Regions from separate parts of the Mus musculus genome. Here all the other regions are linked to region 3. Evidence: chromatin loops called from intact Hi-C (ENCODE). Cell type or tissue: left cerebral cortex. All regions are shown on one strand. Region 1 holds the start of Zfp944 (zinc finger protein 944). Region 2 has its middle 50 kb from the start of Zfp945. Region 3 holds the start of n-TPtgg6 (a tRNA gene).

Region 1 (2,500 bases), 1.2 Mb after region 3:
CCCAGAGACTAAACCACCAACCAAAGAGAACATACACATGGTGAGACTCAAGGTTCCAGCTGCATATGTAGCAGAGGATGGCCTAGTTGGTCATCAATGGGAGATGAGGCCCTTGGTCCTATGAAGGTTCTATGCCCCTGTGTAGGGGAATGCCAGGGCCAGGAAGTGGGAGTGGGTGGGTTGGGGAGCAGGGGGTGAGGCGGTGTATTCGGAGGAGAAACCAGGAAAAGGGATAACATGTGAAATATACATAAAGAAAATATCTAGTAAAAATTAGGCAATTTAAAAAATAAATCAGCATATGAAGACGCATTTCTGAATGCTTTACTTACATCCTAAACTGCATACAACTCAGACGAATAATTCATGGGCAATAAAAAGTATGCTTAGTAAATAGTAATGTTTACAATCATAGCCGTAGCATAACACAAAGTATATTTTCTCGTTCAAAAAAGTGTGCACTGGTTCTTCATATGATTACTATATACACAAAGTTCTACATAGCAGGGTAAAACGTATCCTCTTGAATAAGCAATTAGTAAAACACAGGAGTTAGAAAATATGAATAAATTTACATTCCGTAAGCTTTGTGATTGACACAATAGCAAACAGCAGATAATACAACTGGTCTATCATTTTTAATGAGTTATTTTACGACTGAATATTCTGTTAACTGGAGGATAAATGAAAAAAAACCATGATAGACCAACTGTTCATAAGATCTCAACTTCCTGACAACTGTAAGAGATCCACATCAGAACTGTGAGAGCGGCGTCCATAAAAACAGCTGCGGAAGCCCCCCCCCCCCCCCCACCTCCCCGCTCCGCTCCCTCCCGTTTCCCAGCCCCGCAGCGCCTCTGACCTGGGACCTTCCAGGGCTGCGCTGCTGACTCTCCCAGGTCCGCAGCCACAAAACAGAGTCTGAGGAGCTTTCCGGTTTCCGAAGGAAACTGGGGCCGAAAAACCAGCGCTCAGTTCGAGTACACATGGATTACACAGGTAGCAAGGGGAGTGGTGGCTTTTCACGTCATTCTGGCCTGGACATTTGGAGCTGGCGACCTAGAAGAGAACGCAGCTGGACGGACTCTACCAACGTAATTAAGGAAGTGAAAGCGGCGGGCCTGAAGGCGTTAGCGCTGTCACGTGACCGGAACCGTGGTGTCCTGGGCGGGGCTAGGGGAGCCGCTCCAAAGATCGTGGCCAGAGACTGGGAACCGCGTCCCCTTAGGTACCTGTTGGAGCCAAGTTGTCTCTACTCCCACTGCGGGCGACTTACCCTGGCCTGGTTCTTTTCGAAGGCCGTAACTCTCCTCAGATGCGGTTTCCTGTGCTGACCTGGGAGAGTCAGCCATCAGCCGCGCAGCCGGGGGCACCGCAGCCCGGCGGCCCTGGAACCTTCCAGGTCAGAGGAGCTGCGGGGCTGGGAAATGGGCTGGAGCGGAGCAGGGGCTTGTTTTCTGCAGTTGCTCTTAAGGACGCCGCGCTCACAATTATGCTGTGGATTTTTATCATTGTCAGGAGGTTTGAGATCCTATGAACTGGGTGTATCGTGCTTTGTTTGTTTGTTTGTTTGTTTTCATTTATCTTATGGTTACCAGAATGATTTCCGAAAATAGTGTCGTAGAACATTTGCAGTACTGTAGTTTGCACACGGGGTTCTCTTTGTAACAGCAGTTACAAAGCTTCTCGAACTTAGATTTCTTAACTCCCTTGACCCATCATTTGCCTACTCAGGAGAGAGTGGCTTATGGCCTGGGAAATAGGCATCCTCAGAGGGCTTTGTAGGTAGAAGTAAAAAGAGGAACCAGGGCAGACTTGACTGACTCAGAAAGTAAGGGTCCAGACTTAACCAGGATGTGATTGGAAAGAGAGAGGTGGAGTTGGACAAAGGAAGAGAAGGGAAGAGAGAATAGGGGGCAAGAGAAGAAGCGGGAGCCAAGAAAGCACCTAGCCAAAGTTGTCTCCTTTGATACTGTTTGGTTTTGGATGCCAGGACAATGGACTGAGGTGCATATTTTAAATATCAAAGCAGACCTGACCTCAGGGTTCTACCAACCTGAGAGGCCCTGCCCTCAATCCTAACTTTTCAGCCCAGGGTCCTGGTTGCCCTTCCACTAGAGGTGCCTCCCTATATAATCCAAACGTTTTGGTCTCTATCTCTCTTCCTCCTCTTCTTCTTCCTCTTCCTCCTCTACTGTGGATGGGCCTGTTCTTGTGAACCAGTCCCCTAATGAATATAGGAGCCAATCACTGGGTGAGTACATGGGACTTTCAGGTTGGACATAGGAAGAGAGTAAACAAGAGAGAGTCGGGTCCTTTTGGAACCAAGACAGCATATGGGTAAGATGTAGCTGCTTGAGTGTCCCAGTATCATGGCAGATCCACAAGGATCAACCACTAGAAGAATAAGAGTACAAGGCTTACAAGATTAGGTTTTCAGGGTTGTGCCCAGAGATTGAGTTACTATTGTTTCTGAATTAAGTTTGTGTTGCATTATCCT
Region 2 (2,500 bases), 730 kb after region 3:
TGGAAGAAAGGAAAACGGAATTTAGGGTGTTGGTTATATTTTGCTGTGCGGTTTTTAGCCCAGGAAGCTTGTATTTCAAGCTAAAAAGTGAGGCTGCCTATCTATTATCTGAGAGGTTTAGAACTATCAGATATTAGGGTGCAGCATCCTTCCAGGACAACCTGACAGCTGAAGCAGCGTGGCTGGAAGCCTGAGACGAAGTGGAAGGAACCAGAATCCCCGAGGCAGGGGTAGGGGAGTCCGGGTGGGGGGGGGGGGTGTTACTGGAACGACCGGGAAAGTGACAGCGAAAAGAAAGAATCTGGGTGGACTCTACAAAAACAATTAAGTGCTGATAGTCTTCAAAGGAGTTACGTCACCGGAACCCGGGTATGGTGGGCGGGTCTAAGAGAGCTGCTCCAAAGACTGACAAAGATTTCCTGCCAGGAGTGACAGGAAAATCCTCAATTCACTTCCTACGTGAATGCATTACGCGGTAACCGTAACCGTGGGCTGGTTTCCCAGAGAGAACCCGTGTCCTAGATCTCTCTGGACCCCGGGAAACTCTCCTCAGACCGGGTTTCCTAGCTGTGGGCCTGGGAGAGTCGGCAGTGAGCAGCCCAGCGGTGGGCACCGCAGCCCGGCGTCCCTGGAACTTCCCAGGTCAGAGGAGCTGCGGGGCAGGAGCGGAGAGGGGTGTGTGCAGCTGCTTAAGGAAGCAGCTCTCAGTGATTCTATTGTGGATATCTTACAGTTGTGGGGCAGTTTGAGATCTTATGAACTGCAGTTTATAGTGTTCTTTTTATTTATCTTACACTTACCGGAATAATCAGTCATAAAGTAACACGTTAAAAATCTGGTAATTTAGATCTGCTGTTTGTTTTCGTGTCAGTTATAAAGCTCCAAGACAATAAATTCATTCATGCTTTCTTACTCCTTTCTTTTACTAACTGGTTATTCAAGAGAATGCCTTTGGCTCCTGTTAACAGGTATCCACATAGATAACTTTGTGTACAATAATTATATGAGGAAATAGTGCAGTTTTTATTGAACCAGAAAATTTACTTCAGTGAGCAAAACTGTTATTGCTGTAAACATTAACATTCATAGGCAGAATTTTTTTTAGTGGCCATGATTTTTTTCATCTGGGTTGTATGCAGTTTAGATGTAAGTAAAGCCTTTAGAAATGCATCTTCATATGGTGAGTTTTTAATGTTATACCTTAGTTCCAGGCAAGCCCAGTATTGCTATGTGAGTATATCAGACCACACCATTTAAGTAGAAAACCCTCTATAGATTAAAATAAAGTGTTAGAAAGCATCTTTTGAATAATTATGATATTTCACCTTTATAGGAAATTTGTCTCCTTGGTTGAAGAAAAGCATTCTGCCCTAACATATGTGGCCAAACAATTGTTTGGGTTTTTTGTTTGTTTGTTTGGTTGGTTGGTTTTTTAATTTCATGGTTTGTTAACATTTAGTGCTGTGACTGTACACTTCTCGTAGGAGGAGTGGGAATGCCTAGACCCTGCTGACAGGGCTTTTTGCAGAGATCTCCCTTTGGACAAGTGCAGCAGTCTGGTTTCTGTGGGTGACAATGGTTTTCTTGCAGTCTCCCCAGCTCCTCCCCAGGATTCCTGATAGAATGACTCTGCTTGTGTCTGAGCTGTGTGTGAGTGAGCCTCACATCTTACAGAGTACATTCAAATCCTTACAGGAAAGGAGACATTTTTAGTTGTGATATTTTCTCTTTCCTTTATATTTATCTTTGGAAGTGTCATGTATTTTCCTTCTATGAAAAGTTCTGGGTGCTTTTTGAAGAATCTCTTTCCCATACACAGGTGTCCCACTCCTCAGCCAGTTCTGCTCACCTGTGAGTCTGAACCAAGAGCCCTGGATGGTGAAGAGAAGAAGCTGTAGCAAAGGATCCAGGTATGGTAGAGGAATTAAGGAAGGAATGTTGAGGGGCTCAATTCACAGTAGAAAGAAAGAGGACATGAAATTGGTTTGGCCAGATTCTATTTCATTCCAAATGTTTCTAGATAATTGTACGAGAATAATGTCAGAATGTTCCCTTGATAGGTATTAGAAGACTCTCTTTGTGAGAATTAATACACAGAGGCAAATGTAATTTAATTTGGTTTTGTATGTGAGGGATGCTGTCTACCTCCCACTCACATCCACTGATCACATCTTCTTACCAATATTAAATATTTTCATTATTATATTTTTAATATACTGTTTTGTCAGAACAATTGATGCCTCCTAGTTTTTCCTGCTCTTAGACTTTTAGAGCAGTTTGCATTTCCTTTGTGTTCTCTATCAGTCGTGCTTAATTTCTCCATTTCCTAATATAATGCTCACAGAATGTTGATATTTGTTTGCTTAATATCTCTGCATAGTATTAAACTCTGTCTATATTACCTTCCCATTGATATCTACTCTTAGTCTTCCTATCCTCAATGCTTTGCACTGCTATAGTTTTAATATCTTTTGAAGTCACCCTTCCATTTGACGCTTTT
Region 3 (2,500 bases):
AACTAAATCTATAGAGCTAATCTAAGTAAAAGGGGACTTTCCATAGGATTGTGACTCTTTTGCCTGGTGTACGAAATAAATGCTCTCTAGGCACTAGAGTTTATATCTCTCCTGTCTTCAGATTTCTGCCAGTTTCCAATCCTTTCCAATTTCTGGACTTCTGGCCGCTTTTTCATTTAAGCAAAATTACTCGCCCAACGTGGGGCTCGAACCCACGACCCTGAGATTAAGAGTCTCATGCTCTACCGACTGAGCTAGCCGGGCGGTGATGAGAAACTTATTCCCCACAGACCTCTTGGAATTCTATACACTTCCGGGTTCTAGAACGAATTAGACTTGTCTTAGAGCCATGGTGGTAGGTTTGCTCCTGTAGCTTCGTATCAATCGCACAGCCAGGGCTTGTGTGGCCCCTTCCGTTCCCAGGAGTCACAAGGTTGGGGACAAGGTGGTGGTCTGTGAGGATGTTAGTGAGACCCCCGTTTAGGGCCCGATCGGTTCCAGAATCTAATCATGGCGAGCATGCGTTTTCAAAGCCGCCGCAGGACACTGGATCCCTTGCCGAACGCTAAGCTGTGGGCTTCGGAAGAACCAACCCGGAGTTGTGGTTTCTGTGTCTGGGTCTCTGAGCTGCGCGGGTCTTCTAGGCAGAGTCTGGCCCCGAGTGGGTTTGGCCAAGGTACAGGATCTGCGGGTTCTATGGCTCTCCCGGACGACTGAGCTTGTGTGGACTGGCGTGTCAGGAAGCTCTCATTCTCGAAGTCCTAGACTTGGCTCTACCTGGGACAAAATTTCTGAGCCGCCGTCCACCATGAAACTGCATTGTTCACACAAACTCGCTGGCTTCCCTTTCCCGAAGGACGATGGTCTATGGTCATTCATATCGTACGCTGGGGGCCGTCTGACCTGTCTTGAGCGTTTCGGAACTTTCTCTCCAGGCAAGTCTCCACGGAGCCCGATCTCCTCCTTTCGCTTCCTGGAACTCTTAGAAAAATAAACTTGTGGAGTCGAATTCTAGCGGGAGCATGTCATTCAGCTCGAGATACCTAAAGATCAACGTTGAGGCTGCTTGTCACCGTGGCTCGTTGGTCTAGGGGTATGATTCTCGCTTTGGGTGCGAGAGGTCCCGGGTTCAAATCCCGGACGAGCCCAGTTTTTTAGCGCTCAGAGTGTCTGGTCCGACGCAACCCTATCTCCGTAGACTCCTGGATCTCACGAGCCAGGTTTTTTAGGAACCAGAGATGGGAGGAGATCCAGCTCCGTGGATACCAGTAATTGCTCAGAGGTCAGATACCCAGCGTGGGTTTCCTCCATGACTCCAGGATCATAGCTGAGCAGATACACGTTTTATTTTTTTATTTTTTAATTTTATCGAGACAGGGTTTCTAGCCCTGGCTGTCCTGGTGTAGAGCAGGCTGGCCTCGAACTCAAAAATCCGCCTGCCTCTGCCTCTGCCTCCCGAGTGCTGGGATTAAAGGCGTGCCCACCATGCCGGGCTTCAGATACACGTTTTAAATGTTGTTATATTTCTGGTCAGCTGGGCTGGACTGGGTTTTGCTCACATGTAGGTGAGCATCACTGCAGTGTTGGTCTTTGGCCACTTTTGCATCTCTCTGCATTTGTGCACAGGCATTAGATCCCAGGTAGCCAGGAGCAATAGGAAATAGGTGTGAGTCTCATACTAGGTTGTATACTCTTGTGTAGGTCTAATGTGGGCTGTCCTTAGACATTGGGAAAACTGAGGTTCAGCTTTGGGATGGACCTAGGTATCAGGATTCCTTAGCTCTCAGCTGAAATGATCCACAGGAGATAGCTGTTGACAACTACACTGATTGAGTCAATTAAAGATTTTAAGGCAAGCGTGGTGGTGCAATAATCAGGTATCTAGCTCTTTAAGCTCTCACCTTCCTTACTCTCATCTCTAGCCCTCCTCTCTCTCCCCCCACGCCCCCACTCGGCCATGGACGGCCTCCCTCTTTCTACCTTCTTTCTCCCTACCGTCCTACAATAAAGCTCTAAAACCAGGAAAAAAAAAATCAGGTATCTAGTCAAATCAGGACTACTTGGAAAATTGTAGATTGTGAATTTATTGTTACTCAATAAATTCTGACATTGTGGAAAGGCAAACCAAATGTGTCCCTCTGTTTCTGACATTAACATGCTTAGGACACTGACTTTGTCCACCCAGCTAGTGGCCTGGTATAGGGGGAGAGAGGGGAATGGTACATACGTTTGATTTTACCAATGAAGGCTTGGGAGCCAGATGCTGGGATGAAATCCTGCTAGCTCAGAGAGACAGAGAAAGCACCCAGCTGCCCTTTCTACTCCACCAATGTCCCAGAAGGCAAAGCTCCCGCTCCTCCTCCATGCTGCCGTAAGTACCCTCCAACTCAGTCTCTCCGTTCTCTTTCCTGGGTTTTCTTAGTTCACTCCCTGTCAACTGATTGCTTGCTTGGCTTTGACTTTATTTATTTGGCCTTTGACTTATTGTTGACTCTATTTA

What was found. Peaks named below come from ENCODE experiments on the same cell type or tissue, not always from the same donor. Only the 100,000 strongest peaks of a DNase experiment are listed, where the experiment ranks them.
Region 1: it touches region 3 in a loop (7-fold over the local background); 2 of 42 quality-filtered maps call a loop at or near these places.
Region 2: a loop joins it to region 3, with 2.8 times the contacts of the local background. A loop is called at or near these places in 2 of 42 quality-filtered maps.

What each region holds. Positions count from the first base shown.
Region 1 is chr17:22,360,070-22,362,569 of GRCm38, reverse strand. Zfp944 (zinc finger protein 944) reads left to right here and starts at 1,170. Exons shown (of 6, transcript NM_176962.4): 1 at 1,170-1,402. Zfp758 (zinc finger protein 758) reads right to left here and starts at 1,117. Exons shown (of 3, transcript NM_001347330.1): 1 at 863-1,117. The coding sequence starts at 988. In left cerebral cortex, no CTCF peak of the experiment used is centred here; DNase peaks (open chromatin) are centred at 1,032 and 1,312; H3K4me3 peaks cover 1,977 bases; H3K27ac peaks cover 379 bases.
Region 2 is chr17:22,815,703-22,818,202 of GRCm38, reverse strand. It overlaps the pseudogene Gm16386. Among named protein-coding and RNA genes, the nearest start is that of Zfp945, 50 kb to the left of the region's middle. In left cerebral cortex, no CTCF peak of the experiment used is centred here; DNase peaks (open chromatin) are centred at 416 and 1,554; H3K4me3 peaks cover 1,445 bases; H3K27ac peaks cover 793 bases.
Region 3 is chr17:23,545,124-23,547,623 of GRCm38, reverse strand. n-TPtgg6 (a tRNA gene) reads left to right here and starts at 1,077; the gene lies at 1,077-1,148. It overlaps n-TKctt14 (a tRNA gene), which reads right to left and starts at 264; the gene lies at 192-264. In left cerebral cortex, no CTCF peak of the experiment used is centred here; DNase peaks (open chromatin) are centred at 285, 551 and 1,094; H3K4me3 peaks cover 1,379 bases; H3K27ac peaks cover 723 bases.